3 separate regions of the Homo sapiens genome follow, and regions 1 and 2 are each linked to region 3. Evidence: read pairs that join two places in POLR2A ChIA-PET (ENCODE). Cell type or tissue: OCI-LY7. All regions are shown on one strand. Each heading gives the region's core, and the rest is flanking DNA. Links, peaks and the distances in the headings are about the cores only.

Evidence for each region. Peaks named below come from ENCODE experiments on the same cell type or tissue, not always from the same donor. Only the 100,000 strongest peaks of a DNase experiment are listed, where the experiment ranks them.
Region 1: POLR2A ChIA-PET joins it to region 3 with 5 read pairs; 2 of 35 experiments call an interaction of 5 or more read pairs at or near these places.
Region 2: POLR2A ChIA-PET joins it to region 3 with 12 read pairs; 1 of 35 experiments calls an interaction of 5 or more read pairs at or near these places.

What each region holds. Positions count from the first base shown.
Region 1 is chr1:207,783,225-207,793,717 of GRCh38, forward strand. It overlaps CD46 (CD46 molecule), which reads left to right. Exons shown (of 13, transcript NM_172351.3): 9 at 68-106; 10 at 1,847-1,882; 11 at 2,395-2,458; 12 at 7,029-7,121; 13 at 10,295-10,493. The coding sequence ends at 7,080. Among named protein-coding and RNA genes, the nearest start is that of MIR29C, 13 kb to the right of the region's middle. In OCI-LY7, for the core only: no CTCF peak of the experiment used is centred there; no DNase peak of the experiment used is centred there.
Region 2 is chr1:205,295,849-205,306,341 of GRCh38, forward strand. NUAK2 (NUAK family kinase 2) reads right to left here. Exons shown (of 7, transcript NM_030952.3): 5 at 10,340-10,459; 6 at 9,351-9,483; 7 at 6,215-8,665. The coding sequence ends at 7,602. Among named protein-coding and RNA genes, the nearest start is that of NUAK2, 21 kb to the right of the region's middle. RefSeq lists enhancers at 4,765-5,616, 5,533-5,827, 5,617-6,469, 6,470-7,321, 8,175-9,025. In OCI-LY7, for the core only: no CTCF peak of the experiment used is centred there; DNase peaks (open chromatin) are centred at 4,230, 5,503 and 6,033; H3K4me3 peaks cover 2,187 bases; H3K27ac peaks cover 2,500 bases.
Region 3 is chr1:206,651,988-206,662,480 of GRCh38, forward strand. DYRK3 (dual specificity tyrosine phosphorylation regulated kinase 3) reads left to right here. Exons shown (of 3, transcript NM_003582.4): 3 at 1-3,171. Among named protein-coding and RNA genes, the nearest start is that of DYRK3-AS1, 22 kb to the left of the region's middle. In OCI-LY7, for the core only: a CTCF peak has its summit at 6,670 (motif pointing right); DNase peaks (open chromatin) are centred at 6,354 and 6,654; H3K4me3 peaks cover 973 bases; H3K27ac peaks cover 799 bases.

The sequences.
Region 1 (10,493 bases), core at 4,283-6,782, 1.1 Mb after region 3:
TTTAAGCTTTATATTTAATTCTTTCCTTCTTTTATTAATTTAATCTATATTTCTTCTTTTTTCCTAGGATATCCTAAACCTGAGGAAGGAATACTTGACAGTTTGGGTTGGTATAGCTATCATGACAAATATAAGTGGTAGTATGTGTAGAAACGTGTAGGTAATTAGTTTTTATGAGGTGCCCAAACATAGGATCCTTGGTAGGGTAAGATAACTTTCTTAAATGCTGTGTTTGTATGTAGGTTAAAATATATAAAACACAATTTTCTTTCCACATTATATTGTTATTTTGTGATGGTAATCTGTCGATAAATTTTCTTTCTATTCATATCTTATATACATGAACCTTAAAGCAATCTAAGTTGGGTTTATTTTTTCTGTAACACGCTGATTTAACACACTTGATGTAGGCTTACGCAGTTTACACAATGCATGTTAAAAAAAAAGATGAAGTGCAGTTGTGATATAGGCCAATGAAAAATAAAGATTTCTTAATAAGTAAAAACAAAAATCTATTACCTTTCATTTCTTAGACTAGTTTGGTAATGGTTAATCATTTTATATAATGCACCTTAGGCTTGTTTTTTAGTATTTGCCTTACCTCCAAAATCTGTGGTCCAAGTAAATCTGTTGCCATCTTAAACTGTTAAACACTTGATAACTGTTTATGAGATGAGAAGAGCAGAGTTGAACATAGCACTTTATGCTTTGACTTATAGCAATTTAATAAAAGTAATGGCAGTTTAGAAGCAAAGGTACTAGGGACAGAAACAGTTCTAAAAATTAAGATTTTATAGGATTATTTTGTGTTCTCTAGATAGTCAAAAATGTATTCTCAAATTTCTCTGTATATTTTTTATCCATGTGCCCTGGTGTTTCATTTATTATGGGAATCCTATTGGTATTTAGGACTATGTCTTAATTTTGGGGCAGGGCAGAGTATGGAAGTAGAGAGGATGGGAAGGGGATTGATAAGATAAAGTATTGTTTGTGAAGACTTTGTAAATACCATCTGGGCAATAGAATAATAGAAATTTATTTATGACTCACTCTACAGATCACTTTTGGAGGAAAAAATACAAATTAAATGTCTACCAAAATAAGAAATGACAGAATGACTGTTGAACTAAACCAACTCTCATGGGATAATACTTTTCAAAAATCATTTTCCTTTACTATAGTGAATTCTAATTACTCTAATAACTTTACCGCTAAATAACCTGATGTGGTAGCTATAGAGAAAAACAGTGAAAAATGAGGTTCCCATTAAGAGTTTCACAAGTGGAACCCTTAACCTGGAAACTGGTTAGAAGGGTTCTATGATCAAAATGACCTGGATGCCCTAGCAGTCATGCTAAAACTATATAAAAAATTTTTTTTTCCTCTGTAGTCTTGTATTAGTCCATTCTCAATGCTGTTGTAAGGAACAGTCTGAGACCGGGTAATTTATAAAGGAAAGAGATTTAACTGACTCAGTTCTGCAGGGCTGAGGAGGCCCCAGGAAACTTATAATCATGGAGGAAGGGGAAGCAAACACATTCTTCTTCACATGATGGCAGGAAGGAGAAGTATGAGAACCAAGTGAAGGAGGAAGCCGCTTATAAAACCATCAGATCTCGTGAGAACTTACTATCATGAGAATAGCATGGGGGAAACTGCCTCCATGATTCAATTACCTCTCATGGGGTCCCTCCCACAACACGTGGGGATTATGGGAATTGCGATTCAAGATGAGATTTGGGTGGGGACACAGCCAAACCATATCAAGTGTTTAGATGATCTGATTGAAATAAATGCTATCTGGAGATCCATGTGTTCAACATCTTGGAACTGTTTTCTTTCTCAGATGTTTGGGTCATTGCTGTGATTGTTATTGCCATAGGTAAGTATCACAAATTTTGACACCACTTAAGTCAAAAAATTATTGTGAAGACATGCATTTTAAAAATAGTTTTTCAGTTTCTATAGTTTTTTCAGCTTGTAAATTGGTTAAACCGATTTAGGAAAACCTGACTTTTTATTTGATATACTTAACTACCTACCTTGTGTTAGTGATTTTATACTCTGTTATATTCTGTATATCTACTTAGTAACAAAGCCTAAGTAATACATATTTTCTCAAGATGATCAGTAATATTAGTTGGCTTCCCAAATGTGCTTTTGATAGTTTTCTAAATTAAGCAAGGACTTTTCTCTGACTTACTATGGACTGTGTAAGTGATTATGGGGAGTTGGATTTAGATAGCAAAGAGTCTGGATGGAATATAAATGTGTAGGTGCTTAAATAACATTTGACCACTGAAATGTAACCAACATTTATTTCTTCTGCTAGATGTTGAATCTTGGTGATTAGTTTTCAGAATTATATGTCATTTGTTTCCTGGTTTCTTATAGTTGTTGGAGTTGCAGTAATTTGTGTTGTCCCGTACAGATATCTTCAAAGGAGGAAGAAGAAAGGGTAAATTAAAGCATGTTTCTTTTAACTTCTTGGTCCTTCTTATACTTAACATGCTTTTGTGCAGCTTCAGTTTGTAATCTGTATTGCATGCTATCTTTTTTTTTTTTTTAAAAAAATGCCTGCATTAGTTTGTCCTACCAATTGCATTTCTTTGCTAAAAATATTTTCAGCTACTTCTAACATCACTGCAACATAAAAACATCTGTGCAGAGTTCCTACAGCTATTATGACTTTAAGAAAAATTTCTTTTGGATTTGAGGTTTAAGTTATTTAGCAAATCATGGACCACTCACTATGAGGCCTTCTCTACCCTATTCCCTATTTCCAAAATTGCACTAATGGCCAAAATTAAATTTAAAGTATTTCACTGTGGAGACTTTGACAGTTGTATTCACTGGAATTTTTATAATGAAAGTTTCCACTTGTCTATATAGCTTAGCTAGTTGCAAGAAGCTATGTAGGCATATCATTTAAATACCCAATTTGGTGTCTTTTCATTTAAAGTTGTTATTTATACATGTTAAACTGGGGGATTCAAAACAACACTATCCGATTTCCCTCTTATGTTCTCTGAATTTACCAGATTGCAGTAAAACTGATAGGGTTAAAGTTAAAATTGCTGAGAGGGGTTAGATCTATAAGGTACCTCAATTAACTGTGTCTTTTAATATATAAAAATGTAAAAAGTGAGTGGGTTTAGAATAGAAGAAAAATGTACAAGTACATATCTTCTAAAGAAAATAGGGTTTTAAAACATCAAACTCAAATTTTAGTTAAAGAGCTTACAGTTTAACAAAAGACTTAGAATGAATCCTGGAACACAGACTAAGATTAGGTGCTTTGAAATTTCTGAAAGATAATATACATTCATTTTTACTGATTTTTAAAAACTGTTTTCCCCTATAGTTTTAGAAATAGCTTTGAAATCAAACCTAATAATTTTAAGACTTTTGGTACTCATGGTTTTATGATATATATTCCTTTTATACTGATCATCAGGTTTGGGCTAAGTCATAAAAGTACAAGCTTTACTCATAAGGAACTCAAACTTTTTTCATATTACTTGGTTATCTTTTGAAATACCCATAATCCCTTCACTTGAATCTTAAATCTTGTATTAATGGAACACGATATGCATATTTGATTTATCTATCAGTTGTATATTCTAAAAGTTACATATCTACAACGTGAGTACAAAATATTATCAATGGAATATTTTTACAAATCCATAAGGTTTGCGTAGAAACAAGTTCTAAAGAAAACAAAACAAAGTCGCATTCTGCTTATTTTCCTTCTTTGTTTAAAATATCACTGCATCAGAATTTTTAAAGGTTCATTAACAAGTATTAATCAAACTCTCTCTAGCTAGCAGTTAATGGTTTTTCTGTTGTTGTTTTTTGCTTTTTTGTGATGGAGTCTTGCTCTGTCACCCAGGCTGGAGTGCAATGGCGCAATCTTGGCTCGCTGCAACCTTGGCCTCCTGGGTTCAAGGGATTCTCTGCCTCAGCCTCACGAGTAGCTGGGATTACAGTCGTGCACCACCACCACCGGCTAATTTGTTGTACCTGTACTAGAGATGGGGTTTCACCATGTTGGTCAGGCTGGTCTTGAACTCCTGACCTCAGGTAATCCGCCCACCTCGGCCTCCCAAGGTGCTAGGATTACAGGCATGAGCCACCGCGCCCGGCCTTAATGGGTCTTTTAAAGCTCAACAGTTATCTGACTGTTACACTCCCAAATGAAAGGTTCAATAGCAGTAGTGAACTGAGATTCCAAAATTAATTTGTCCAGTGATTTTTTTTTAAAGCCCATATTTTACAGCATAGGGTCCAACTGACAGTTGCCATTATTAAAATTTTAAAATATTTTGGGAAGGTATGATATCTTTAGCCAATGCAACATAATTAATCCTGCAAATAGTAGCACAACTTGAGGAAAAATAGTCCAGAAAATGGTGTGAGAGACGAAACTCCTAATTGCCTTTGAACTTTAAAATATAAACTGCGTGGGAATCTTTTAGAATAGATGTTACCCTTTTTATGACAGGAACATACTCGATTGGAAATTCAGCATATGTAATGGCTGAATCCAAAGCTAGGCTCTCTTTATGGATCTATTATTTTGTAGTTCCATGTTATTTTGATAGCTGAACTGAATGTGAGGGTGGTTTATCTTTCTTCTTCAGAGTCTAGAGGAATGTTTCTCTGACTTTAATGTGCACATTAGTCACCTGGAAATCTGTTAAAGTACAGATTCTGATTCATTGGGTTTGGGGTGGAGCCTGAGACCCTGCCTGTCTAGTGAGCTCCCAGTGCTGATGCTGCTGCTGTGCCTGGGCTACACTGACCAGGGTGTTGCCCACTACTGATGTGCCTATATTGTTGAAGTCTGAAGAAACACTATGAAGCTTATTGGCAAATTTTTCTAATATTTAAGATAATTGAAGTTTTTAAGATTCCTCATCCATGTGTATCCTTAAAAAAAGGCTATGGGGTAATAAATAGTACTTGGCTTTTCTTACCTTCTTTAACTCTTAAAAAACAAAGATTTCCAGCCGGGCCTGGTGGCTCACGCCTGTAATCCCAGCACTTTGGGAGGCCGAGGCGGGCAGATCACGAGGTCAGGAGATCAAGACCATCCTGGCTAACACGGTGAAACCCCGTCTCTACTAAAAATACAAAAAAAAAAAAAAAAAAATAGTGGCGGGCGCCTGTAGTCCCAGCTACTCTGGGAGGCTGAGGCAGGAGAATGGCGTGAACCCCGGAGGCGGAGCTTGCAGTGAGCGAGATTGCGCCACTGCACTCCAGCCTGGGTGACGGAGTGAGACTCCATCTCAAAAACAAAAAACACAAAAAAACCCCAAAGATTTCCATTATTTTCTTTGCACTGTTTAATGTCCATAATCTTGTCCCCCCAGATTGGCTGTTGTGGCCTTAGAAACTTCTTATAAAGACTATAAAATGTCTGGAGGCACTTCTCCACTTCCGGGGGTAACTGGAAGCAGGCTAGCAGGCACAAATAATCTCAAATTGTTGTTAAAGCCTGGCACAAAATGTATTTCTTGTAAACTGGTATTTATGGTGATTTGGGAACGTAATTACTCTTCTGCAGCCTTCATCTCAAAATACAAAAATAGTGTAAGGAGTCATTTTAAGATCATCCAACATCATTTACATTACTTGATAAAAAGTGGGCAAAAGGTTAAAGTATTCTGCCACTTTTCTGTTTCATAGCTCTCAGCTGAGAACAGTATAGGATACCAGTGGGTCCGAAACAGGTCCCATCCACATGCTCCCTCCTTTTCCCTTCCCATTTCCTTTCTTTACTAATTCTTCTACCATACTTTTTAGTCTTGGAAGCCACAGCCCTGTCTTTGCTACTGCTTCAGTCCTGTATTGCATGGCATGACTGTGCTTCTGAACAACAGATGCCTTTTGTTTACATAAATATTTAAGTAATGGTTTTTTTTAAATGCATGATTATTTTTTAACTCTAGTTAAGCATCCCTGGATAAGTGACAGTTTGGCTAAGTTAGTGAAAGTTATTTACATAATTTATATATTTATTACCTGTGACAAATAGTTTTTCCTTTTTTCCATTAATGGTATTTATTATTTTGTATAACCTAAACTGACTTTTAATGTTACATTAATATTGACTGACCCAATTACTTTATTAAAAATAGTGGTCAGTTCAGGTAATTGGGGCATATAGTGACATGGGGCAAAAAAAGGATCAAATTAACTTAAATGTTTTTCTAGTTGGCCCTTAAATTCTTGAGCATTTAACCCTTCAAAAATTTTTGAGCAACTACAAAAATGTTTTGTAATTAGTTTAGAAAGCATCCTTACAAAATTAGATCCATCTCAGAAATATGAGACGCCATGTAATACAAAGTTTTGCAACGATGTCTCCTCAGGTTGAAAACAGATGTGCCACAGGAAGACACTTCTTAATGTAAAAGTCCAGAGACATCTGAAAATACATGATGTCATAAAGTTGATTTCTAGATAATATTACATGGATTTGATACATACTCAATGTATTCCCTCAAAATTGAGGGTGTTAGGCCGGGTTTGGTGGCTCACGCCTGTAATCCCAGCAACTTTGTGAGGCCGAGGCAGGCCGATGGCTTGAGCTCAGGAGTTTGAGATCAGCCTGGGCAACATAGTGAGATGCTGTGTCTTGAAAAAAAAAAAAAAAAAAAAAAAAAAAATCAAGAGTGCTAGAGACCGGTACCATTTCTCCCCAACAATCTGTTATTCCTTGAAAACATTTTGACATGAATCACTTCATGCAAAATGGCTTCAAAGATAAACATATTAAACAGGAATTTCCAGTCTGTTTATCTGCTGGATGATCTATATGACTTCAAAGTTCAAGTAGCTTCTAGCACAAAATTCATGTTTCCAGTCCTTCAGTGAGAATGAGAAAGTCTTAAGTTATGAACCTAATTCTCAGCTTTCCTGCTACTCTCTTACACTGGATTTTATCCCACTTGTTATGCTACTCGTTTCTTTTTGGTTTGAAGTCACTATTTTATTCAGCCGTTTTCTCTTCCTCTGTTCAGCACATACCTAACTGATGAGACCCACAGAGAAGTAAAATTTACTTCTCTCTGAGAAGGAGAGATGAGAGAAAGGTTTGCTTTTATCATTAAAAGGTATCTGTTTTCTGTTGTTTATTTTCAGATGTCCTTTCTTTTGAAAAATATTCAGTGGATATATAGATATCAATAACCTGAGCAAAGAGATATTGGCAGTAAATATCAAAGAGGAAATTTACATTCCTGTTCCCTTTGCTAAATTATTGATGTGTTCTTATACCATTCCCTTTGAAAACATAATGTGTACTGACAGGCTTTGACGTAGGCTTTAAATAGAGTTATGTTCCCCTAGTCCTTTTATCAGACGATCTCACTTCTACCTTGTAAAACAGCTGTGAATCCAAAAGTAAGAATTTGTGAGCCAACTGGGAAATAACCACAGAATCAACTCATTTTAAGTGCAAGGAGGAAAAATGCCCTTTTATAGAAACCAAAATATATTTTACTTAGTTTTGTAAATTTATTCAATTCCAACGTATAAATAACTCTGTAAAGACATTTTATCAGTTTCCCTGGGCTGGGATATTTTTAGCATATCAAAGGAAAACAAAAAAGTCCTCAGATTTTGAAAAGTAATGGATTGCATTGCCTTAAACCCTTGGACCCTGTCCACCTTCTGTCTTTGAACTGAACTGGAATTATTCCTCTGTTTGTGCTAGAATGTGTGTCCGCAGAGCTGGGAAGAGATGGAGATACATATCCCACCTCTTATAATGTGAGGCCCTAACCTAGGTTATAATTAAAAGTTTGGGAGCAGGATCTACAAAGGCCAGCTGGAAGGACAATTTCTTAGTAAAAGCAAAGTGATGTCTTTGGTTACAGGAGGAAAGGGAAAGACAAAACATACCAACCAGAATTGGCGGTCTGGGCCTACCCAGTCCTATATACAGTAGTTCCTTCTTATCCACGGGGGATACATTCCAAAACCTCTAGTGGTTGCCTGAAACCTGGGAGAGTACTAAACCTTATATATACTGTTTTCTCTTAAGCATGTATACCTATGATCATTCAATTTATAAATTAGGCACAGTAGGAGATTAACAGCAATAACTAATAACTAATAATATCAATTATAAAAATATGCCAGCATCACTACTCTTGTGCTCTGAGGCCACTAAGTAAAATAAGGGTTACCTAACCACAGGTACTGTGATACCGTGACAGTCAATCTGATAACCAAGACAGCTATTGAGTAACAGGCACATAGTGTCCACAGCATGGGTATGCTGGACGAAGGGATGATTTATATCCCGGGAGGGATGGAGTGGGACAGTGTGAGATTTCATCATGATACTCAGAATGGCACACAATCTAAAACGTAGTTCTGTAATTTTCCATTTAATATTTTTGACCGTATTTGACTATGGGTAACTGAAACCGTGCAAAGTGAAACCGTGGATAAGGGAAGCCTACTATATCTTCTTAGTCTCTTAGGACACTTTTGAGACTAAAGCCAACTAGGAAAATAGTTTTTAGACTCTCTCTGAGCTTCAGGGTATCTGTAAACATTTGAAGATAATTTAATGAATGCTGTAGTTAATATTTTGCCATCTTCAAAATAGCTTCATTGTTATATCCAATAAATGTTTCTTTAAATTTATGTTAATGCCTTTTATCTTTGGCATAGATTGGATTTTTATTTAAAACTTTATTTAAAGAAAGAGATTCTACTACTATGGGAAAAAAATATTTACTTAGAAAAATATAGTGGTGGCCAGTCCTGGTGGCTCACACCTATAATCCCAGCACTTTGGGAGGCCGAGGCGGGCGGATCACTTAAGGTTTGAGACCAGGTTGGCCAAAATGGTGAAACCCTGTTTCTACTAAAAATACAAACATTAGCTGGGCATGGTGGTGCACACCTGTAATCCTAGCTACTCAGGAGGCTGAGGCACAAGAATTGCTTGAACCTGGGAGGAGGAGGTTGCAAGTGAGCCAAGATCACACCACACTGCACTCCAGCCTGGGTGACAGAGCAAGACTCTGTCTCAAAGGAAAAAAAATAAAGAAAAGAAAAGAAAAATATAGTGGTCTTGGAGAATTCAGTGACAGGCCAAACCATTAAGTCTGTCATCACAACAGTCCTTAGGGAACTGCAATATTATAAGTATAGTAATGACGCAGTAGAGAACCATAATGATGGCCTCCCCGGCAAAGAAGAACCAACCCGTTTACGCCTGAGGTTGCAATTTTTTGAATTTTTGCAGTCAGACCCTGGCGATGACCTTGAGCAGTAGGAGATAAATTCCACATGCTTAGCGTTCCAGTAATGGAACACTAGGCATAAATGGGTTATTAAAGTATCCAGAATTAACATGCTTAGCTGTGACATTGGAAAGGCAATGTGTTTGCTGTGGCACACATACTAGTAAATAATGACTGGTCCGAATTTGGTTTTCGTTTGTCTATTAAAGTCAATTTACTAAGGCAGGGAGGGCCCAGAGCTGTGCTGTCCAGTTCAATAGCCATGCGTGACTGCTAAGGACTTCCAAAGTGGCTAGTCCAATGTCAGGTATGCTGCAAGTGTCAAACACACACTGGATTTCAAAGACTAAGCCAAAAAAATGTAAAATACATCTCAATATTTTGGTTATACTCGGTTAAAGAAAATAAAATTATTTTTGCCTTTTTATGTTTTTAAAAGTGGCTTCTGGAAAATTTTAAATTACATGTATGACTGGCATCATCTGTCTTTGGCCAGCACTAGACTAGAATAATAGGTTTTATAAAGATGTCTATTGTTATACTAAAAGTGTGACGTAAACTTTAGTTATTTAGGAGACTCTTAGTGGAATACATGATTTTCTTGACAGTGAGGGGTAGATGAGGCATCACATACTTGAACAGTTAGAACCACTATCTTTTTAAAGGTTCTGTGCCAGAGCTACAGCTTTAAAATGGAGGGATCAGGAAAGCATGCGTTTGTCTCCAGTCTTTCCCATTGGCCCTACATCAAAATGAGGACATAGTTACTAAGTACTTTGTGTGCTACTGCTCTATTTCTTGTTTTGGAGGGGATCAAAAATATAAGACAGGGATAAAGGAAGGTTTTTTTTACAGTGAGACCAGTTGAACATTTGAAATTATTTTAAAAGAATAATTTATTTCCCAGGTTGGTGGCTCATTACTATATTTTTTTAATTGTTCATTTTCTGAATAGGCTTCTGGAATTTAATTTCTGTACTTAATTATATTTATCTTTGACATGATCTTTATACCTTGGTTTGCAGGAAAGCAGATGGTGGAGCTGAATATGCCACTTACCAGACTAAATCAACCACTCCAGCAGAGCAGAGAGGCTGAATAGATTCCACAACCTGGTTTGCCAGTTCATCTTTTGACTCTATTAAAATCTTCAATAGTTGTTATTCTGTAGTTTCACTCTCATGAGTGCAACTGTGGCTTAGCTAATATTGCAATGTGGCTTGA
Region 2 (10,493 bases), core at 4,193-6,692, 1.4 Mb before region 3:
CCCACATCTCTATCTCCAACCCAAATCTCTCAAACTCCAGGCTCCTCATACCACTTATCTTTGCCTGGAGGCCTAAGTGCCTCTGACTTCACCTCACACCTCCTCCATCTGCAAGTCTTCCCCGACCCAGCTAATGGACACTCTACCCTCCAAGTTTCTCAGGCCAGAGACCATGGAGTGATTCTTGGTTTCTCTCTTTCTTTCATACCCTACATCTAATCCATCAGGAAAGCCTGTTGGCTCTAGCTTCAGAATATGTCAGAAATCTGACAACTTGTCATTTCTTTACTACTGACTCCAGTCCAAGCCCCATTACCTCTTTCCAGAATTGGACAATGTCGACCCTCCCATGGCTAGTCTCAACAAGCAGAAGAATTTTTTTTAATTCTATCTCAAAAAAAAAAAATGTCATTCCTTTGCTCAGAACTTCCTGGTGGTTGGCAATTTCATTCTGAATAAAAGCCACAGCCCATGTAATGGTTCACAAGGCCCTGTGTAATCTACCTTCCCCACCCTTGTTACCTCTCCTGACACGTCTTCTGCTACTCTCTCATGCACTCTGCTCCAGCATCAATGGCTGTTCTAGAACTTGCAACCTGCTCTTGCCTTGAGGCCTTTGCAATGGTTGTTCCCTCCACCCTGAACACTGTTCCCCCAGATAGCCACATAGCTAGCTCCACCCCCAACCCCTGCCACCAGGTTTTTATTCAAATGCCACCTTCTCAGGAAGGCCTTCTCTGATCACCCTTATTTAAAATTTCAATCCTGTCTCCTCTCCATCCCCATACCCCATCCTTATTATTAGTATTTTCCTAATTCTTATCATGACTATTTATTTATTTTTTGATATGGAGTCTTGCTCTATCGCTCAGGCTGGAGTGCAGTGGCACTATCTTGGCTCACTGCAACCTCTGCCTCCCGGGTTCAAGCTACTCTCCTGCCTCGGCCTCCTGAGTAGCTGGGATTACGGGCGCCTGCCACCATGCCCAGCTAATATTTGTATTTTTAGTAGAGACAGGGTGTCACCATGTTGGCCAGGCTGGTCTCGAACTCCTGACCTCAGGTGATCCTGCCTTTCTCTGCCTCCCAAAGTGCTGGGATTACAGGCATGAGCCACCATGCCAGGTCTATTTATTTATTTACTTATGAGACAGCGTCTCACTTTGTTGCCCAGACTGGAATACAGTGGTGCAATCTCTGCTCACTGCAACCTCTGCCTCCCGGGCTCAAGCAATCTTCCCACCTCCACCTCCCAAGTAGCTGGTACTACAGGTGTGTGCTACCATTCCTGACTAATTTTTCTTCTTTCTTTCTTTTTAGAGATAGGTTCTCACTCTCTTGCCCAGGCTGGAGTACAGTGGTACAATCTTGGCTTACTGCAGCCTTGACCTCCCAGGCTCAAGCAATCCTCCCACCTCATCCTCCCGAGTAGCTGAGACTACAGATGTGAACCACCACACCCGTCTAACTTTTGCATTTTTTTGTAGAGACAGGGTTTGGCCATGTTGCCCAGGCTGGTCTGGAACTCCTGGACTCAAGTGACCTGCCTGCCTTGACCTCCCAGAATGCTGGGACTATAGGCTTGAGCCACTGTGCCTGGCCATGGCCTTTTAATATACTATATCATTTACTTATTTACTATACTTGTCTTTCTCCACTAGAATGGATGCCCCATAAGACAAAAATCTCAGTTTTGTTCACAGATGTATCTCCAGAGCCTGGAACAGTATACACTGTTGGCACTCAGTAAATACTGAATGAATGACTGAATGACTGAATGAACATCATACTTTTTTTTTTTTTTTTTTGAAACAGAGTCTTGCTCTGTCCCCATGGCTGGAGTGCAGTGGTGTGATCTTGGCTCACTGCAATCTCCACATCCTGGTTTCAAGTGACTCTCTTGCCTCAGCCTCCTGCATAGCTGGGATTACAGGCACACGCCACCACACCTGGCTAATTTTTGTAATTTTAGTAGAGACTGGGTTTCATCATGTTGGCCAGGCTGGTCTCGAACACCTGACCTCAAGTGACCCACCTGCCTCAGCCTCCCAAAGTGCTGAGATTACAGGCATGAGTCACTGCGCCCGGCCTGCATGAATGTCCTATGTAGGTGGTTGCCTTATCAAGCTGAATCTAGTGTCTCAGTAGCCCCCACTCACTGGTCCTGGTCCTGGTCCTTGTCCTGGTCCTGCTCTCTGAGCCATGGCCTGTACATCTATTCTCTTTTCCAGAAGATCAACCGTGTCATCTATTATGTGATTCCCACCCACTCCCCTTCCCCTACTTTAAAAGTGCCCAGACTCTTCAGCTAAGACCCAGGACTCTTCCTTTGTCCTGGGTCCATCCTTGTCCTCAAGACATGTGTGGGCTATCAGTCAGCGGGCTTCAGATTCTGACTCGCAGAGCTGAAGTCCGCCTCTAGAAGCTCTACTGGAGTGTGGGCACTGTGCTTTGCAGAGGACTGTTGCTTCCCAACAGTGCTCTGGATCACTGTCTCCCCTCTCACTTTATCTGCCCAAGGAGGGCCCAAGGCAGCTGATGGGATGGAGCAGGGGGAGAGGTGAAGGGGTCATCTTGATGGTGGGTACTAACATGCTGCTGCAGTTTCCCTCCCTCTACACAGAGGACTGCCTGGACTTGCCCCGGGAAAGGGCTGAGGATGGGGAGAGGATTCCTACCAGGATTTCATGGTCCTGGTTGCAGAAGGCCCTTTGCTGTCTCTCAAAGCTGCTTCCCCACCTCCCCCAACCCTCGTCATCATCTGGGTTCTTCACATTCCGGAAGCACTGATGTGGCACTAAATATTCCTGCAGCTTCAGCCTTCTCCCTTGGGGGCCCACGTCATCGCTGTGAGCCTGGTTTCTGGAATGTTTTTGATATGAAGCATCCAGGCAGGTGAGGGGAAGGGCTGTGCAGGGTGGGATCCACAGTCCCTCATCTAGGTCTCTTTGGAACCAAGAAAATAGACATTCTCTTCCAGCTCAGATTTTCTTTCCCCAGAAGGCTTCCCCCACATCCACCCCCTCACCTTGCCCACCCTTCCCTCCACCTGGCTTAGAAGAGGTTACATAAGCAGATGCAGGAGGACACAGATGTTAGGACCGAATGGTTATGTTAGGACACAGATGTTAGGACTCTCCTTTCCTGAAAGTCCACCTCCCCCAGCCCCTGCTGAGATAGCACTGATGGAAAGGGCTGTGTCCTCTCCCTCCCTCCCCATTCCACACCCTGCGCGTCCCTTAGGTACAGGCTTTCCCTCCACTGTGTCCTCCTCTCCTCCATCCCCTCCAATTCTAGTCCTGTCCCTCACCCTTCAGCTTCTCGCCGGGCGCAGTGGCTCATGCCTGTAATCCCAGCACTTTGGGAGGCAGAGGCAGGCGGATCATGAGGTCAGGATATCGAGATCATCCTGGCTAACATGGTGAAACCCCGTCTCTACTAAAAATACAAAAAATTAGCCGGGCGTGGTGGTGGGCGCCTGTAGTCCCAGCTACTTGGGAGGCTGAGGCAGGAGAATTGCGTGAGCCCGGGAGGCGGAGCTTGCAGTGAGCCGAGATCACACCACTGCACTCCAGCCTGGGTGACAGAGCGAGACTCTGTCTCAAAAAAACAAACAAACAAAAAAACACTCTTCTGCTTCTCCCACTCACTCTCTCTCTCTCTCTCTTTTTTTTTTTTTTTTTTTTTTTGAGACTGAGTCTTGCTGTCACCCAGGCTGGAGTGCAGTGGCGCAGTCTAGGCTCACTGCAACCTCTGCCTCCCGGGTTCAAGCAATTCTCCTGCCTCAGGCTCCCAAGCAGCTGGGACTACAAACATGCTCCACCATGCCTGGCTAATTTTTTTTGTATTTTTAGTAGAGACGAGGTTTCACCATGTTGGCCAGGCTGGTCTCGAACTCCTGACCTCAGGTGATCCATCCACCTTGGCCTCCCAAAGTGCTGGGATTACAGGCATGAGCCACCACGCCTGGCCTCACTCTCTTCTTTCTTAGCTTTCTCTTGGGGCTTGTGGAGACTAGGAAAGGGCACTTGGGAAATTGGCATATTCCTTGTGCCTGCAAAAGAACCTGGCATATAATGGATGCTCATATAATAAATATTTATAAATAAACCTGGCATATAAATTTATAGTTCCTTCACTTACATTCTTTTATCCAATTCTCCAAACACCATGCCATTCAAGTGAGTCTGTGGGATGCCAAACCTGGGTTTGAGGTCTGATTTCTCCATTTGCTATCAAGTTCCTTTTTTTTGAGACAGAGTCTTGTTCTGTTGCCCAGGCTGGAGTGCAGTGGCACAATCTCAGCTCACTGCAACTATCGCCTCCCAGGTTCAAGGGATTTTCCTGCCTCAGCCTCCCGAGTAGCTGGGCCTAGAGGAGTGCGCCACCATGACCGGCTAATTTTTTGTATTTTTAGTAAAGTCAGGATTTCACCATGTTGGCCAGGCTGGTCTCGAGCTCCTGACAAGTGATGCTTCTGCCTCGACCTCCCAAAGTGCTGGGATTACAGATGTGAGCCACTGCGCCTGGCCTACTTAATGTTTTTGAGTCTCCATTTCTTTTATAAAATGAGAATGATAGAAATAGTACTGAACTAACAAGACTATCGTGAGCATTACATGAGGTAACACACCTAAAGGGCTTGACCCATAAGCACTTAGTGAATGGTAGCCCCTATTATTATCTCCGAAGATGCAATTCTTTCCATCATCCAAACTCCCTTTTTCTTCTTTTTTTTTTTTTTTGAGACCAGGCTGGAGTGCAGTGGTGCGATCTCTGCTCACTGCAAGCTCCGCCTCCTGGGTTCACGCCATTCTCCTGCCTCAGCCTCCTGAGTAGCTGGGACTACAGGCGCCCGCCCCCGCGCCCGGCTAATTTTTTATATTTTTAGTAAAGACGGGGTTTCACCGTGTTAGCCGTGATGGTCTCGATCTCCTGACCTTGTGATCCGCCCACCTCTGCCTCCCAAAGTTCTGGGATTACAGGCATGAGCCACCGCGCCGTCCCCAAACTCCCTTTCAACATGATCTGAACCAATAACAATTTCTCACTGAATTGCATGCTACCTTACCCACAGCCTGTAACCTCCTTGAGGCTAAGATCTCTGTTTTTTTTTTTTTTTTTTTTGCACCAGGGATACAGCAATTACCTCTGTCTTCTACTAAGCTTAGCACACAAAAGGGCTTGATTCATGAGAGGAATGAATAAAGGAGCACTGCTACCCCCACAGCTGAACTCTAAGCTTCTGGAGATAAACCCACCCCCTGGATTTTTTCCATGTTTACCCAGAGTCTAGCCCAGAGTTCCAGCACTGAGTAGGACCTCAGAGACTTAAGACCTAAGTACTCCAGTGTCGCCTAAGCAATGTCTTGTTTGCTCTCCCATCTTGACCTCATAGTTGCCTTGCCCTCCCCATCTCCTTTGCAGACTAGTGACTTTGCCAGCTCAGCTCTCCAGGTGTGGGAGGGGAGGTCCAACGCGCTCCACTGGGCAGGCACCGACAGCCGGCAGGACAGGTGTGTTGTGGGGCCAGAGCCAGAGCTGGGGACGTTTGGAGGCCTCCTGTGACTACCAGAGTGGGTCGGGGTGGGGGAGGGAGGCTGCCTGAAGCCAGAGCCAGCCGGCTGCTGGCCGGCACTTTGTCCTCATCCTCCCTTTCATCCCCAGCCCTCGGAGCCTGGGAGTTTCTCAATGGAGCAGGCGTGTGGGGAATGCTCTGCAGGGGGCTGAGGGAGTTGGCGTACGGTGGGGGTGGACATTCCAGGCATTCTTTGCTTTCTCTGGGAGTCAGGCAGTGAGGACGGAGGGGGGAAAAGCTGCCCAGCACCAGAGTAAAGGGGATTTCTTAGGAGGGAGAGAATAAAGGCTGTGGGGGTGTCTTTACGCAGCAGGAGCAGGGCTCAAGCAGACAGGAGCAGGGGTGGGAGGAGAAGGAGGCAGGTGGTGGGGGCAGGGTGGGATAATCTGCCAAATCCACTTCTACTTTAGTGCCAAAGGCCGGAAGAGCAACTGGGACCCTGGGCCCAGGGCCTTCCCACCTGTGTGCTTAATAGGGTCAGGCCAGAGCTACTGAGCTCACGTTTGTTTTGATTCGGCAGTTTTTCTATTTCCCATCCCTGGCAGCCTAGGGGAACGAGTATTAGGAGAAGGCTCAAAAACCTGCTCAGCACCATCCCTCCCCACCTCAGTCACCAAAGAGAACAGCAGGGCCTGCTTCCAATCACCTTTCTGGTTTTAATGGTACTTTTTGGCCACGGAGGTCCATTAGGTAGAGACCATTAGGTAAAGAGACTCAAGAGTGTGGAGTGGAGTGTGGGGGGTTGTGGGAGGAGGTGGAAATAGTTGCAAAAATATCTCTCTGTACACAAAACTTAGATGTCATAGTGGATTTTCCCAGAACATAGCATTCACATTATTGAAAACAGCAAGATTCACTTTTCCTAAAACACAAAGCCAAGAACATAAAAATAAATATGGACATTCTAGAGTCCTGAAGGCCTAGAGAACACATCCATAGTCTGGACTTTAGAGCAGCTTAGAGGCAGAAGTTCTGAGTCACTGAGGTCCAAGGTGGAGTCCAGAGGAGGCTGGGCCCCTTGAGATGAAGTCCACACAGCAGGCGGAGGCTTTTCAAGTCTTTCAGATTCACAGCAGCAACTTCAGGAGGCTCAGGCCAGGTTTGGAGGATGGAAAAGGGAAGAGAACCATTGAAGAAACAGAGATTGTGTTCTCTTACTCCTAGGCTAAATAAGGAAGGGTTAGGTGGGGCGCGGTGGCTCACGCCTGTAATCCCAGCACTTTGGGAGGCCGAGGTGGGTGGATCACCTGAGGTCGGGAGTTTGAGACCAGCCTGACCAACATGGAGAAACCCTGTCTCTACTAAAAATACAAAATTAGCCGGGCATGGTGGCGGGCGCCTGTAATCCCAGCTACTAGGGAGGCTGAGGCAGGAGAATCGCTTGAACCCGGGAGGCGGAGGTTGAGGTGAGCTGAGATCGCGCCATTGCACTCTAGCCTGGGCACCAAGAGCGAAACTCCGTCTCAAAAAAATAAATAAATAAATAAAAATAAAAATAAAAATAACGAAGCGTTACTCCAGACCATTCCCAGGATGCCTCATGCACATTAGGGGTGCCACCATCCAGTTCTGGTGGTTGGTAGGAACGGGAATGTGTGTGTAAAGAGGTCTGGCCCCACTTGGGCAGGGAATGAGTAGGGAAGGAGCTGTCCTTAGAAGGCACCATGTGTACAGAGTATTCATGGGATGCAGGAGATGGGCCCTGGGAGAGTTCTCTTTCCAGGTCTCTGTGGCCCCCCCATGTACACAAGAAACAGGCAATGTGGACTCTGTCGCGGGCATTCCCGTTCCCCTCTCTTTAGTATCCTCTTCGTTCAGCAGGGCTGAAGACAGACACTGAACCCTTGGCGCATTTCATTTGCCTACTTCCCATATCCAGCCCTGCTCAGGGCTCCACTGCAAACCCTCTCAGCCTTCTGAGCTGGGATGCAGGTCCTGGGAGGTGGGGGAGAAGGCATCTCCCCTCGGGGTGCAACCAGCTGCATCTGAGAGCCTGACCGGGCTGGGGCAATGCCTACTCCACTCAGGTGAGCTTTGAGCAGACCCTCAGTGCCTGTCGGTAGGTCGCTGTCACCTCCTGGCAGTCTGTCAGGGAAAAGCAGCTGTCCCCCAAAGGATCCTGCCGCCAGCGCCTCAGGCAGCTTCCAGGGCCCTCTGAGGGGGGCTCCTCAAGCCCCGTGAGGTTGTCCACAGACACACAGCCCCGCAGTGGGGGCTCTGGGAGCCGTTCAGGCAAGTCCAGCTGGTCAAAGGACTCAGAGGACAGGATGCTGTCCTCGCTCACAGCCCCTGAGGGTCGGCTGGCCCGGGCCAGGGGGCGAGGTGGGGCGAGTTCATCCAGGGAGCCGAAGGTGGTGGGGGCCGCGAGCTCCAAGGCTGTCTGGGAGAACTTGCCATTGAGTTTGAGGATGCCTTTGCGATGGAGGAGCAGCCCTGAAGCTTGCGGAGGCTTCTGCTCCTTGGGATCCCCACTCACAAACACGTCGCCTGCGTCCAAGAGCTCCCCAGATTCACTGGGCTCGGGAGAGGAGTAGTAGCCAGACTCGCGCTGTCGGGGCTTCTTGAGAATGCCCTTCTTGGGGAGCAGGGGGGCAGCCTGCCCTGGGCTCGCAGGGATTGGGCTGAGCTCCGGAGGGTCCTCCTGTACCCCTTCTGCAGAGGCTGACACCTTCTTCTTGAGAATGCCCTTTGGCAGCTTGAGGTTGCTCTTGCCAGGGCGATGGGCAGTGTCATCAGCCGTGTCACTGTGGAGAGACTGGGCCATGTCATTCTCCTTGCGGGACTTCTTGAGCGAATGCTGGCGCTCCAGGCCAGGGGTGGTGCTTCCCCCACCAGGTGCATGCTGCTTGAAGAAGCTGCACACCTTGGCCCCATTCTCCAGGAGGGGGCGGGAGGAACGCCGGAGCCAGTCAGCCATGGAGGCGCGGGCAGAGTCACTGCCAGGGTGCCCACCCTCATGCGGAGCCTCCTGCTCTCCCACTCGGGTGGCGTAGCCCCAGTTGACCCACCAGTGACTGGCCACATCCTCCAGGGTGGCCCGGCGGGTGGGGTTCACCATCAACAGCCACCGGATCAGGCCACAGGCATCTGGAAGACAAAAGGCAGGTGCTTCAGTTTGGCAGCTCCCAGAATAGGCACTCCCTGTCCCCTGTCCCCAGCTCATCCCCTTTTGAGCTATGACACTGCATACTCCTGGGTCGGATGCGTCCCTTCCAACCTAGGGCTCTATACATGCCTTGGCCCAGGACAGCTCCCCAGTCCAGAGTTCCTGGACTGACTCCTCCAGCTGCCTCTCTGTCCTCTGACCCCTCAGGACTGTGACCCCTTCATAAGCCCTTGTGTGTATGTTGGTGTCTATCCTCTCTCTCTCCATTGAAATTCAACCCTCTGAGGGTAGAGACTGTGTTCAGGGTAAACTGGGTCTCTCACACCCTTCTTCCTGCCTTCTGAGTCATAGTGAAGGACAAAAAGATTTCTGAAGATGAGAACAAAAGCAATAGGAAATGAGACAACTGTAGCAAAGAAGATCTAAGTGAGACCTTAGGAACCACTTCCCAAATATAATCAAACATGCCCCTGTGGGAAAGAAAGAGCTATCCCCTCCTTCCCCAGAGGTCTCAACATTGGACATACGGTGGAGGGTACCCTAACCTACCATGGGCCATGATGGACTGTTGCCCGTTTGACTTTAGTGCCACTGTGTAGTTTCTGCCTTAGGAATGAGTGAAGGACACCCCAGGCCTGGATAAGAACGCCCACACCTCTTACTCACCAGAGGGTTTAGGTGGCTCCCGGTAGGCCCCGTTGCTGATCTGTTTCACTAGGATCTTATGGTCATGCCCATCAAAGGGCATGGTGCCATGCACCAGGATGTAGAGGAGAACACCCAGGGACCAGCTGTCCACCTGAGAGAGATGGGGGAGGTCAGCAGGGATGCCCATACCAGACAGGAAAATGTTACATGCTGGAGAACTCAGAGGCCAGCACACCTGAGGACGACCCACCTCTCCTACCCAGGGGCCAAGACGGGGATGCTGCAGAAGGGGTCTGAGATGTTGTCAATCGCATTTCCTGCGAGGGACAGCCACAAGCACAAGAGCTACAGCCAGGTCATCTCTTCCGGGCTGGGGAAGGGGTGGTTGTGACAGATATCATCTCTACATCACTCTCAGGAGGCTGGACTGGGTGCTGGGAAAGGTAACAGGAATGAGGAATGTGAGGGAGGCAAAGAACTAACCTAGGAGTCAGGAGACCTAAGTTCTAGTTCTAGGGGTTTTTTTGGTTTTTGTTTGTTTGTTTGTTTGAGATGGAGTCTTGCTCTGTTGCCCAGACTGGAGTGCAGTGGCATGATCCTGGCTCACTGCAACCTCTGCCTCCCAGGTTCAAGTGATTCTCCTGCCTCAGCCTCCCAAGTAACTGGGATTACAGGTGGGTGCCACAAAGCCCCATTAATTTTATATTTTTTTAAGTAAAGATGGGGTTTCACCACATTGGCCAGGCTAGTCTCGAACTCCTGACCTCAAGTGATCCACCCACCTCGGCCTCCCAAAGTGCTGGGATTATAGGTGTGAGCCACTGTGCCCGGCCTAGTTCTAGTTTTGCCATTCCTGGCTAGACACCTGGCAAGTTACTACTTTTTGGGAGGCTTGAGAGTTGTGCTCTGAAAATGTGAATAACGAGAAAACTAGCCCATCAATCTCCCAGGATCTAAAGTCATAGTAAACATCTGAGGCAGGCTGGCAGGGGAGGGTGGCCACTTACCTCTGGGCCTGTGTAGGGCTTCCCATTGACAATCTCTGGCGAGGCATAGAGGGGGCTCCCACAGAATGTCTGCAGGAACTTGCCTTGATGGTAGAGGTTGGAGAGACCGAAGTCAGCAATCTGCAGGATTGAGTCAAACACGGGCACAGGTCAT
Region 3 (10,493 bases), core at 5,270-7,769:
TGGTTAAATGTAGCCAGCAGCAGTGTCAAGACAGCTGACACTGTCTTCCAAGAGTGAATGCATTGGCCTTTGGAACTGCTGCTAAAGCCATGTGTGGGGTGGCGAGCACATCTTTAGGTGGCAGCAAGGCTATATCTGATTGACACAGATCTGAAGTCTCTAACACCATATTGCTGTTGTCCTGAATTTTCTAACTTGGAGAAATTTAAGGATCTCCTGCATTATCTAGGCAGAGCATATGTTGAGGTTGTTTTGCCAGTTGTTATCAGTGTTGAAGAACTGCTCCTGTAAGCAAACTGTTAAAAGCATTACTACCCCATATGCATCTGATGTACACTGTGTTTTGGTGTTTGTGTTTTTAGTGAGAGTTCTAGCCAGTACTGTGCCTGAACTTGGGAGAGAAAGGGGCCTGTGGCTGAGGTTGGTGCGTGCTCTATTTCTGTGTATCGAATGGACTACAAGGTTACTGAAACTGGGCTAAGGGAAAGTGTATAGACAACTCATTACACTGTAGACAGATTTTAGAAAGCTACAGGAAGGCAAATGGATGTTTCTGCCTCAATTTGGCAACCGAGAGAGTGATGCAGAGCAGAGTCATTGAAGTTGGCATACCTGTCTTCTGCAGGCCAATTCAAGTTTGAGGAGAGTGGGCTGCTTAAAAACATGGTGCTCGTCCACATGGATTTGAGGAAGTTTATGGTTGGGTTTCAAGCTTAGGGACAAGTTGTGGTTTTTAGAGGCAGTAACTCTATGCCACCTTATTGGCCACTGTTAAAAGTTTCACTTGGATCCCTGCCCAGCCATAGCAATGAGTGACTGAATTGGATCAGAGTTAGTACAGAAATTCAGACTGTCTCTTCCTCAGTTACTGGATTGTTCTTTAGCCATTTTTCTTCTAGTCATTTCAGTCAAACTGGTTAGGTTAGGTGACTTACTGAGTTCTAAATTGACAAATTTTAATTTCCAAGTTGTTTCTGACACGGTGAGAGTTGGGTTAGAATTTTTATTTCATTCCCCAAGTCATTTTTTCTTTTTCTTTATTTTTTCTTTTTGAGACAGAGTCTCGCTCTGTCGTCCAGGCTGGAGTGAAGTGGCGCAGTGTTGTCTGCAGCCTCAACCTCCCAGGCTCAGGTGATTCTCCCATCTCAACCTCCAGAGTAACTGGGACTACAGTCACGTGCTACCATGCCTGGCTAATTTTTTGTATATCTGTAGAGAGGGGGTTTCACCATGTTGCTCGGGCTGGTCTTGAACTCCTGGGCTCAAGTGATCCATGTGCCTTACCCTCTCAAAGTGCTGGGATTATAGGTGTGAGCGACCGTGCCCAGCCTCATTTTTTCTTTCAATATGGAAAATTGGCTAATCCACCTAATACCTGCTCATCTTCTAGTATTCTATCCTACCATCTACCCTCAGAGTTATTGATGTACTCTTTCATCATGTGCTATCATGATTTCTCCTTAGATTAGAAAGTAAGCTTCAAATGGGAGTGTGTCTTCATATTGTTCTGAATTAACAGATTTTGATGCCCGCTGATCATGTGCAGATGATGGAAGCTCATTTCCTTCCATGAACCAGGAGCATGCTCGCCTCTTCTTTTAAGTTGACCCACACAATCTCTGATGTCTTCTTTTTGGGAAAGGGTAATGAGATAAGGATTAAGGACATTTTCTTCTGGTCCAGTGTTAGATACAGTTACCTTGATAATAATGAAAAAAAAATGAATACCACCAAAACCTAACTATGATGTAAGGATTCTGCTTCTGCCCCACAGGGGCTCTGAAAGAGTCTAGCCTGGATCTTCTTTCCCAGAGGAAGTTTGACTTATGACCATATTAGTATGCTTTATTCCTTGGTGTTTAAGGGAGTTGGGGCAGACAGGTTAGCTGGCTAATGTCATTACAATTTAGTTTTTGTGACAATCTGTTAAGAAGGGGGCTTATTGCATAATCAAAAAAGAACAATAAAAAAATAAAAATTTCTACTGTGAAACTATTTCAATCTGTAGCAGCTGGTCATGTTAAAACACTTTCTGTTTTGCTTAATTCGTAACTAGGCATAATTAAAGTTAAATGCTAAATTTTAGGTAGCAGCTGATAAATGGTTCTAAGCTTTCCTGACAGAATACTCCTACTACTTTGGTGAATCATGGAAAACTCTTTCTCCTTTATTTTTAATTATTTCTTTTCCATCTGTTATTGATGTCATCAACACGGAAGTTGGAAAGGTGACAATGATTGTTCTAGACTGCCTCTGTAATGCTTTTTCTCCTCTGAGAATTAAAAATACATACTTACACCTTGAGCCAGGTAGAATTGCCAGAACATGTTTTCCTCCGTGTCTTCGGTCTAGATGACCAATCTGTAGAACGCTATAACTTACTATGCGTAGAGCAGCGGCAGGCATTCATGCTATGGAAAACCTGGAGTCAGTACAAATAAGGAGTAAGAAAAGGCCAGGGATTGGCAAATCAAAGAAGAGTTCTCTTCTGCCAGGGATTAGCCTCCTAGTTTTAAATATATTTTTAATATCCCCATTTTAACATACTCCATTTTCACCTTCAACCTATCCTTCCTGAAGCCCAAACTTTTAAAGAATTTACTTCCAGACCTGGCCTTCAGCCTAATATGATTAGGGTGTTTTTCTGAGTGTCTGTCAAATTATGCTGGCTAATTTCAATGAGAAAAGATTTTAGAGTCACAGTGAACCCATCCATAAAAGGACTAAAAGCTCTCTCTGGTCCCTGAGATCCACAACCCCTGAGAGAAGCCAGAACTACAAATGCATCGTCTAGACTTTGAAGAAGCAGGGTATGATTCTTAATATAGCCCACCCATCGCTAAGTCAAGCCTAGACTCTAATATTTTTCTATAACAGGAGAAGCCTCCCTGACTGGAGACTAGAGTCTCACATCTTCTGCCACCACATGAATAGACTAAAAAGAAAGGAGAGTCCCACATCAGGCCAAGTGGTGACCTGTGGCTATTTCAGCTCAGAATGTCAGCCTCTGAAGCATCAGGTTTGAATGACTTTGGTGTCATGGGATTCTGTCCATTGTCCGTTTGAGTCTGCTGACATGCTTCCTCTGGAAAGTGCAGTTTGGCATGGATGAGTCAGTGGTTTTTTATTTTGGGGTGTTTTTTAAAAAATAAAAATGAATTGCTTTGAGAATTTTTTAGCATCCTGATTGTTTCAAAACCAAGGCTGAGAACTGTCGCAGGCAGGAACTTGTGTGCTGTACTCTGAAGGAGGTGAGTACCAGTCGCTGGGTAATTAGGGCTGTGCTGCAGGTACAGCCTCTCTTGCTTGATGACAATGATACAGAAAGAAAATCTTGGGAAGGGAAAAGGCTGCCCTGAGAAACAGCCTTACAGAGAGTCCACCAGTATTCTTCCTTTAGTACCCAGAGCTTCTGTTCACAGTCTGGTTTGTGAGCTCCAGCCTTGCTGTGAAGGAAAATGGGAAAACATGTAGAGTGCTCAGGGCTAACCATCTCCCAGAAACCCGAATCAGCAGCTCTCCCATTTACCCTCTTGGGGCCCAAGCTCAGCTTAAGGATGAAACCTGACACGCAATAAGGAATACAGTTTATTTGGGAAGTTTGGGTGTTTTTCTTAGGCCCAGACCCCAGTCTGTGGGATAACTTTTAAAGCCTGAGGGAATTGAGTAAATGAAAGAGGAAAACAATGTTCTTAGGGGTTGTGGGCTCTGCTCCAGCCTGCTTCTGATCTGGCCCTGAGCCACAATTGCCCTGGCAACAGGAGCTAATTGGATACCTAACAGGGACTGCCTTCCGCCACCCTTGAGTTGTCCCCTAGATTGTTGTGGCACGAATACAGTTCACTCCAGCCTTAACCTCCCTGGCCTCAGGTGATCCTCCCACTGCAGCCTCCCAAGTAGCTGGGACTACAGGCATGTATCACCATGCCCAGCTAATTTTATGTATTTATTTTTATTTTGAAGATGGAGTTTCACTCTGTTGCCTAGGCTGGAGTGCAGTGGCACGATCTCGGCTCACTGCAGCCTCTGCCTCCCAGGTTAAATGATTCTCCTGCCTCAGCCTCCCAAGTAGCTGGGACCACAGGCATGCGCCATAACACCCAGCTAATTTTTTGTATTTTTGATAGGGATGGGGTTTCACCATGTTGGCCAGGCTGGTTTTGAACTCCTGACGGGTAATCCACCCGCCTCGGCCTCCCAAAGTGTTGGGATTACAAGCATGAAACACCACGCCTGGCCAATTTTTTGTGTGCTTGTGCATTTTTTTTTTTTTTTTTTTTTTGTAAAGATGGGGTTTCACCACGTTGGCCAGGCTGGTCTCGAACTCCTGGCCTCAAGCCATCTGCCCATCTCAGCCTCCCAAAGTGCTGGGATTATAGGCATGAGCCACTGTTCTCAGCTTTCCCTGGATTCTTGAACAGGGTTTCTGCCTTATGGGACCCCAGCCTAAAGCTAGACATGGACCTTCCTATACTCACATGGAGCAACTCCAGGTTGGAGACATTAATTGCTGCTAGCGGAATTATAGAGCAGGCAGAATTTAAAAGAAAATTCAGCTTGCAATATCGCTGTTAAAATTTACCCATGATCAGGCCGGGTGCGGCGGCTCAAGCCTGTAATCCCAGCACTTTGGGAGGCCGAGGCGGGTGGATCACCTGAGGTCAGGAGTTCAAGACCAGCCTGGCCAACACAGTGAAACCCTGTCTCTACAAAAAATACAGAAGATTAGCTGGATGTGGTGGCACACACCTGTAATCCCAGCTACACGGGAGGCTGAGGCAGGAGAATCGCTTGAACCCAGGAGGCGGAGGTTGCAGTGAGCCGAGGTTGCACTCCAGCCCGGGCAACAGTGGGAGACTCTGTCTCGAAAACAAAACAAAACAACAAAAACCCCATGATCAAAGGCACCACAAACCAGGATACTCCCATGGCTCTTTATGCCTTTTAAGACAAAAACTATCAGCGCGTAGAAAAGGCAGTGAAAATGGCAATGAGGGCTACTAGTGCATTGCCCATTGCTTTTTACTTTCTAGGAAGGAATTTGTCAGTCCAAAAGCAGAAACATAAAGTGACTGCAGCTAGTCTGTGCAGATGCTAAGGACTGACCTTGACCTTCCAGTAGAGTGAGCCTGGACATGATTTGACCTCGTTTTGCAGAGGCTGCCCAGCCCTGCCTTTGAATCTGGCTGTTGATGATCTCCTGATTGAGGAGCAGATCCAGGACACCCAATCTGAACCACTGCAGAGAATTCTTAATCATTCCCAGGGTGGAGCCCTGACCCAAGCTGCACTCACTTTTGCTGTTCTCAAGCATGTCTATATAGGCTTTTGTTGGTGCATTGATTCTTTCACCAGTGACTTGAGCAACTGTTGTGTGCAAAAAAAGCACCCTAATGGCATTTATCAAGGATAGGGAGCGTCAGCAGCATTGTTGACCATATGTTTAGAATCTAACAAAAGCTAGGCCATGGCTTTAGAGAAAACTTGCCAGCAAGTTATCTGCACTCTGTTCTGGTTTAAAATTTGTGTAACTCTGTAAGTGAATGGGATGGGGAGGGGAGATAGTTTCAGAAGAGAATGTTCTCTGAGTCTGTGCATAGTATAGAGTAAGGGGCTTGTGTCCTGAGCTGAAGGTGGAGGAGAAAAGATGGTAGGAATGAAAGGCATGGAAGACATGCTATCCAGTAGCAACTTGGCTCTCACCACCCTCCGTTTCTGACGTTGAAGATGAAATGGGGTTACCCTTCAGGTTTCTCTGCCATGATTTCAGATCAGGGGTTTGGCTTTTTCTGCTCCCTCATCAAACTGATTCTATCCCAGATTAGCCATCCTGAGATCTGCAGGGGAGGAGGAACCAGCAGACCAGGCTTCCCTACTTCTCTTCCCCACTTCTCTTCCCCGATTCCCTCATTTCCCTCAACAAGTAGCTGGCTGCGTTGCTGTTTTCTCTGGTTGCTAAAACAACATTGCTTACTTCTGTCCCACCAACAATCCCAGCCAGAGACTTGAGACTGAGGTGAATACACGAGATGAATTCAGAAACCTCATCCCTGAGATCTTTCACCCGAGTTTTTGAGCCAGCGTCCCACATTGTCCTGGTTCCATTCCCCTCTCAGCAAACACTCTTCATTCATCCCTTTTCCCGTTGGAACTGAAGTCACTAGTTGCTGTAAAATGCCAGCGAGATGTCCAGGCAAAGTGGCATGAGTGAGAGGGAGGAGGCTTCAGAGCTCTTTGGAGGACCAAGAAGCGCAATGGACCACAGGTGCTTCCCCTCAATGCTGCTAAAATAATGAGGGGCAGGCGCTTCCGTGGTGGGTCTTCCTGCAGTCACAACTGTTTCCCAACCGCTGTGTCACACACTCTACTGCTACCCCTTCCTAGCCCAACCTGGCCTGGGGCAGCTGCATTTCAAAGAGAGGACTTCCTCTGTTCTTTATTTAGTCCCAGGCTTAAATTCTACTACATTCAGAAGGGGAGGCGCCGCTGTCGCTGGGAAAGCTGGGCCGGGGCCGGAGGGAGACACAAGGCGGAGATTTCCCAGACCACAGAGTCGAAGTTGTAAAGTTAGAAACCTGGTAGGGAACAGCTGCGGGAGCCTCCTGGGTGGGAAATGTCCTACCTCCCCAACCCCTGCGGCTGCACTTTCACGGGGCTCCCCCCAGGGGGCGCCAGGCCCCGCCTCCACCTTTCTCTGCCTTCTCTTCAGTCGCTCAGTAAATGCCCAGTGTACTCGGTGGGCCAGGCGCTGTGCTGGATCTATTCAAACATAACACACATATTTAATGGAAGGTCAAACATGTTAAGAATTGAAGTACAGTGAGATACATATGATGGTAGACATGAACTAGTGTCCTAGCCAAGTGTTCCTCAAAAGACCCATTCGGACGAAGCGTCCCTCACTAGCCATGACCATTTACTTCTCTTTGTTTCCCTTCTTTCTACCCTAGCCACCACCCCGCAGCACCAGTGACCACTCACTATCTCCAGTGCCTTCTGCCTCAGAGATTGCGAATGAATGGTGCCCAGGCTCTTCCCAGCTGAAGAAGTGGGAGGCAGAGTGCCCAGCTGGAGAGACCAAGCACCCGTCCCTTTAGTTCACAGCAGAGCCAGGGTTTATGACCCCTCCCTGCTGCGACCAACCCCACCCCGCCCCCACTGCCGTGTTTACAGCGCCTTTTCAGCAGTCCCCATCCCACTCCCCAAAGCTGCCAAATGGGTTTATTTTTACCTACTGGGTTGGAAAAGGGGCAAAGGCTGAGGCTGGGGCAGTTCTGTGGCGCCAGCTGGGGCTTAAATACAATGAGAAAGTCCCACCCTGCCAGCTCTGCGTGAAGAGAACCCAGTAGGAAATAAATAGCGCTGTGTGGCCTGCCTGGATGCCTGACCTGCATATGTCTGCCTGGACTCCAGCCCGTCACATGAGCCGAGGCGGGTTAAAAAGAGAGGTCGGGTGATCTCCCAGCTCAGGTATCTGTCCTGGCATGAGGAGCTGTGGGGTGAGGGTGCCAGCTCTTCTTTACAGGGCCTGGTGGACAGGGAGGCCCAGTGGGCAGGGGCAATTCGGGCCAGGGAGGGAGTGGGCCAGGAAGGGAGCCGGACAGGCGGACTTTGCCCCAGTGCCAGTCCGCCTCCAGCTATCAGCCTCCAGCTGTGGGCACTGGGAAAGGGTGATAACGTTCGTAAGGACACTGTGACTGCCTAACGTTGGTAAGGGCAGATGACTGGAAGGGAGAAAAAGCTTGGCAGAAGTTCCAGGACTAAATCTTAATTTGGCCAAAGCCGTTGTTTCCGTCACACCCCACCCGGTGCGTGCGCGCGCACACACACACACACACACACACACACACACACACACACACCATTGCATATCTTTTTCTTTCCCATAGCTTTGACCCCCTTCATGCATTCCTGCCCCCTCCTCCACCCCTTCCAGCTCAGAATGCTAGCATCTGCCTATCTCCAGCAACACAGACACTTCTCCCTCCTCCCACGCCTCTCTCCTGGGACTCAGGCCTGTGGCTGCTTCTCCTTTCTAGGCCTCAGTTTCCCCTTAGGCAGCATGTCTCAGATCCCACTCCCAGGGCCCTCTAGGCAATTTAGGCCAGGAGACAGTGGGAGGCTCCTGGGAGAAGTTTCACTTCTTTTTACTGAAGTTCCAGAACTAGGTTAAAGGATTCAGCAAGCTGAAGACCTCCCTGTTCAGATCTGAGTTCCCTGAGATGTTGGGGGACCTTGAGTCAAGAGGCTCATTTGCTCAGATCCTGTTGCTGAGGAAAGTACCACATATATTGTGGTTGGACCAGTGCAACCCCCAGAACACCTGTTCATTGCAGTGGGTTGGCTGGATAGGGGCGTCTAGGGATCCTGAAGGGACAGAAAACTTGCTCTGTGGGATGATACAGTGCTGTGGAATGGGGAGTGGAGGGAACAGGAGTTGTCGTAGGCCCCAAGATGCCTGAACTCCAGGAGCCCGAGCTAGAGCGATGGCCATGGCATGGGCAGGCAGGACACATTCAATAGCTCTCAACTAGATAATAGTTTTTTTTTGTTTTTTTTTTTTTTGAGATGGAGTTGTGCTCTTGTCGCCCAGGCTGGAGTACAATGGTATGATCTTGGCTCACTGTGACCTCTGCCTCCCGGGTTCAAAGATTCTCCTGCCTCAGCCTCCCAAATAGCTGGGATTCAAGCATGCACCACCACGCCTGGCTTATTTTTTGTATTTTTAGTAGAGACGGGGTTTCACCATGTGGGCCAGGCTGGTCTCGAACTCCTGACCTCAAGTGATCTGCCTGCCTTTGCCTCCCAAAGTGCTGGGATTACAGGCATAAGCCACCATACCCGGCCAATAGAATTTTTTCAAGAGAGAAATTGTCCCTCCTCTGTAAAAAACCAACTACAAGTTTACATATCTAATTGGTCTAGAAAAACAGTGGACATATAGGGAGGGAAACCAGTATAATTTGTAATTTCAAGGACTATTCTGGAACTCCAGACTCCATGGAGATTAATCCTAACACTGGGGACAAATGCCCATTTTCTCTGGTTGGGAAATTTAAGAAATCAAGGTGGAACTGGGCTATATGCAGAAGCATCTGACTTCCTGGAATATAATCAACAAATGTGATTCTGAGCCAGGTTGGGATCAATGCACCAATGTCAAGCAGGCATCTGGGGAGCCCTGACAACATGGAGCTAGATGTGGGGGTCAGAGACATTCCTGAGGGTACTGTATCTAATCCCCCTCAAGGTAGGATAACTGGGTAGTCGAAAGAAGACACCATTTATAAAATGTGGGCAGGGTTTCGGGAAACTACTAAGGGACAGTGAAGTACACCCAGGATAGCCACATGGGGCAGAAGGAAGGGAGTGGTTGCTGGAATCTTAGCGAGCAATAGCGGTGGATGAGGTTGTAGGAGAGAGCTGCCTGCCTGACAGAAGCTGTGGCTTTTGGTAGAGGATGGCAGGCACTGCAACCTCTGGAGAGTGGGGAGAAATCACGGGAATAAATGTGCTGGCCTCATCCTAGTGCCAGCTTATCTTACTCCTGTGCCTCCCATTGGCCTAACTTAATCGGAAGCCACGTCTGGTTGGCATAGTCAAAAAATGCCATCCTTGGCCAGGTGCGGTGGCTCACACCTGCGGTCCCAGCACTTTGGGAGGCCAAGGTGGGAGGATCACTTGAGCCCATGAGTTCAAGACCAGCCTGGGCAACATAGTGAGATCCCCATCACTAAAAAAAAAAAAAAAAAAAAAAAAATGCCATCCTCGTGGCACACAGAGCACAGTGTAGAAGGGTGGAGAGTGGATCCAGAGGGGCGAAGAGTATATATAGCAAATCTCTATGCTCCTAAGCAGGCAATTTCATCAGCATCAAGAAACTTTAATTTTTTTTTTCTTTACGGCCAGGCGCAGTGGCTCATGCCTGTAATCCCAGCACTTTGGGAGGCTGAGGCGGGTGGATCACAAGGTCAAGAGATCGAGACCATCCTGGCCAACATGGTGAAACCCCGTCTCTACTAAAAATACAAAAATTAGCTGGGCATGGTGGTGTGCACCTGTAGTCCCAGCTACTTTAGACTACAGGCACGCACCACCATGCCCAGCTAATTTTTTTGTTTGTTTTGGTAGATATGGGGTCTTGCTATGTTGCTCATGCTGATTTTGAACTTCTAGCCTCAAGCAATCCTCCCAACTTGGCCTCCCAAAGTGCAGGGATTAGTGAGCCACTGCACCCACCCGGCAGTAAACATTTTTTTGAGCACAAACCATGCACAGCCATTTTGCCGTGTACCAAGGATAAAACGCAGAAATGGATTTTCAGCAACCTGGTAGTCCAGCTGGGAGACAGAAGCAGAAGTGTTCAGGGAAGGCTTCATGGAAGAAGTGGGAATGTGAGACGGGGTGGAGGAGGGGATTGGAGGACAGGTGAGCAGAGCGCTGGGAGTACTTTCCTTCACTGTAGCAGAATGTCATTCAGCAACATGATCCAC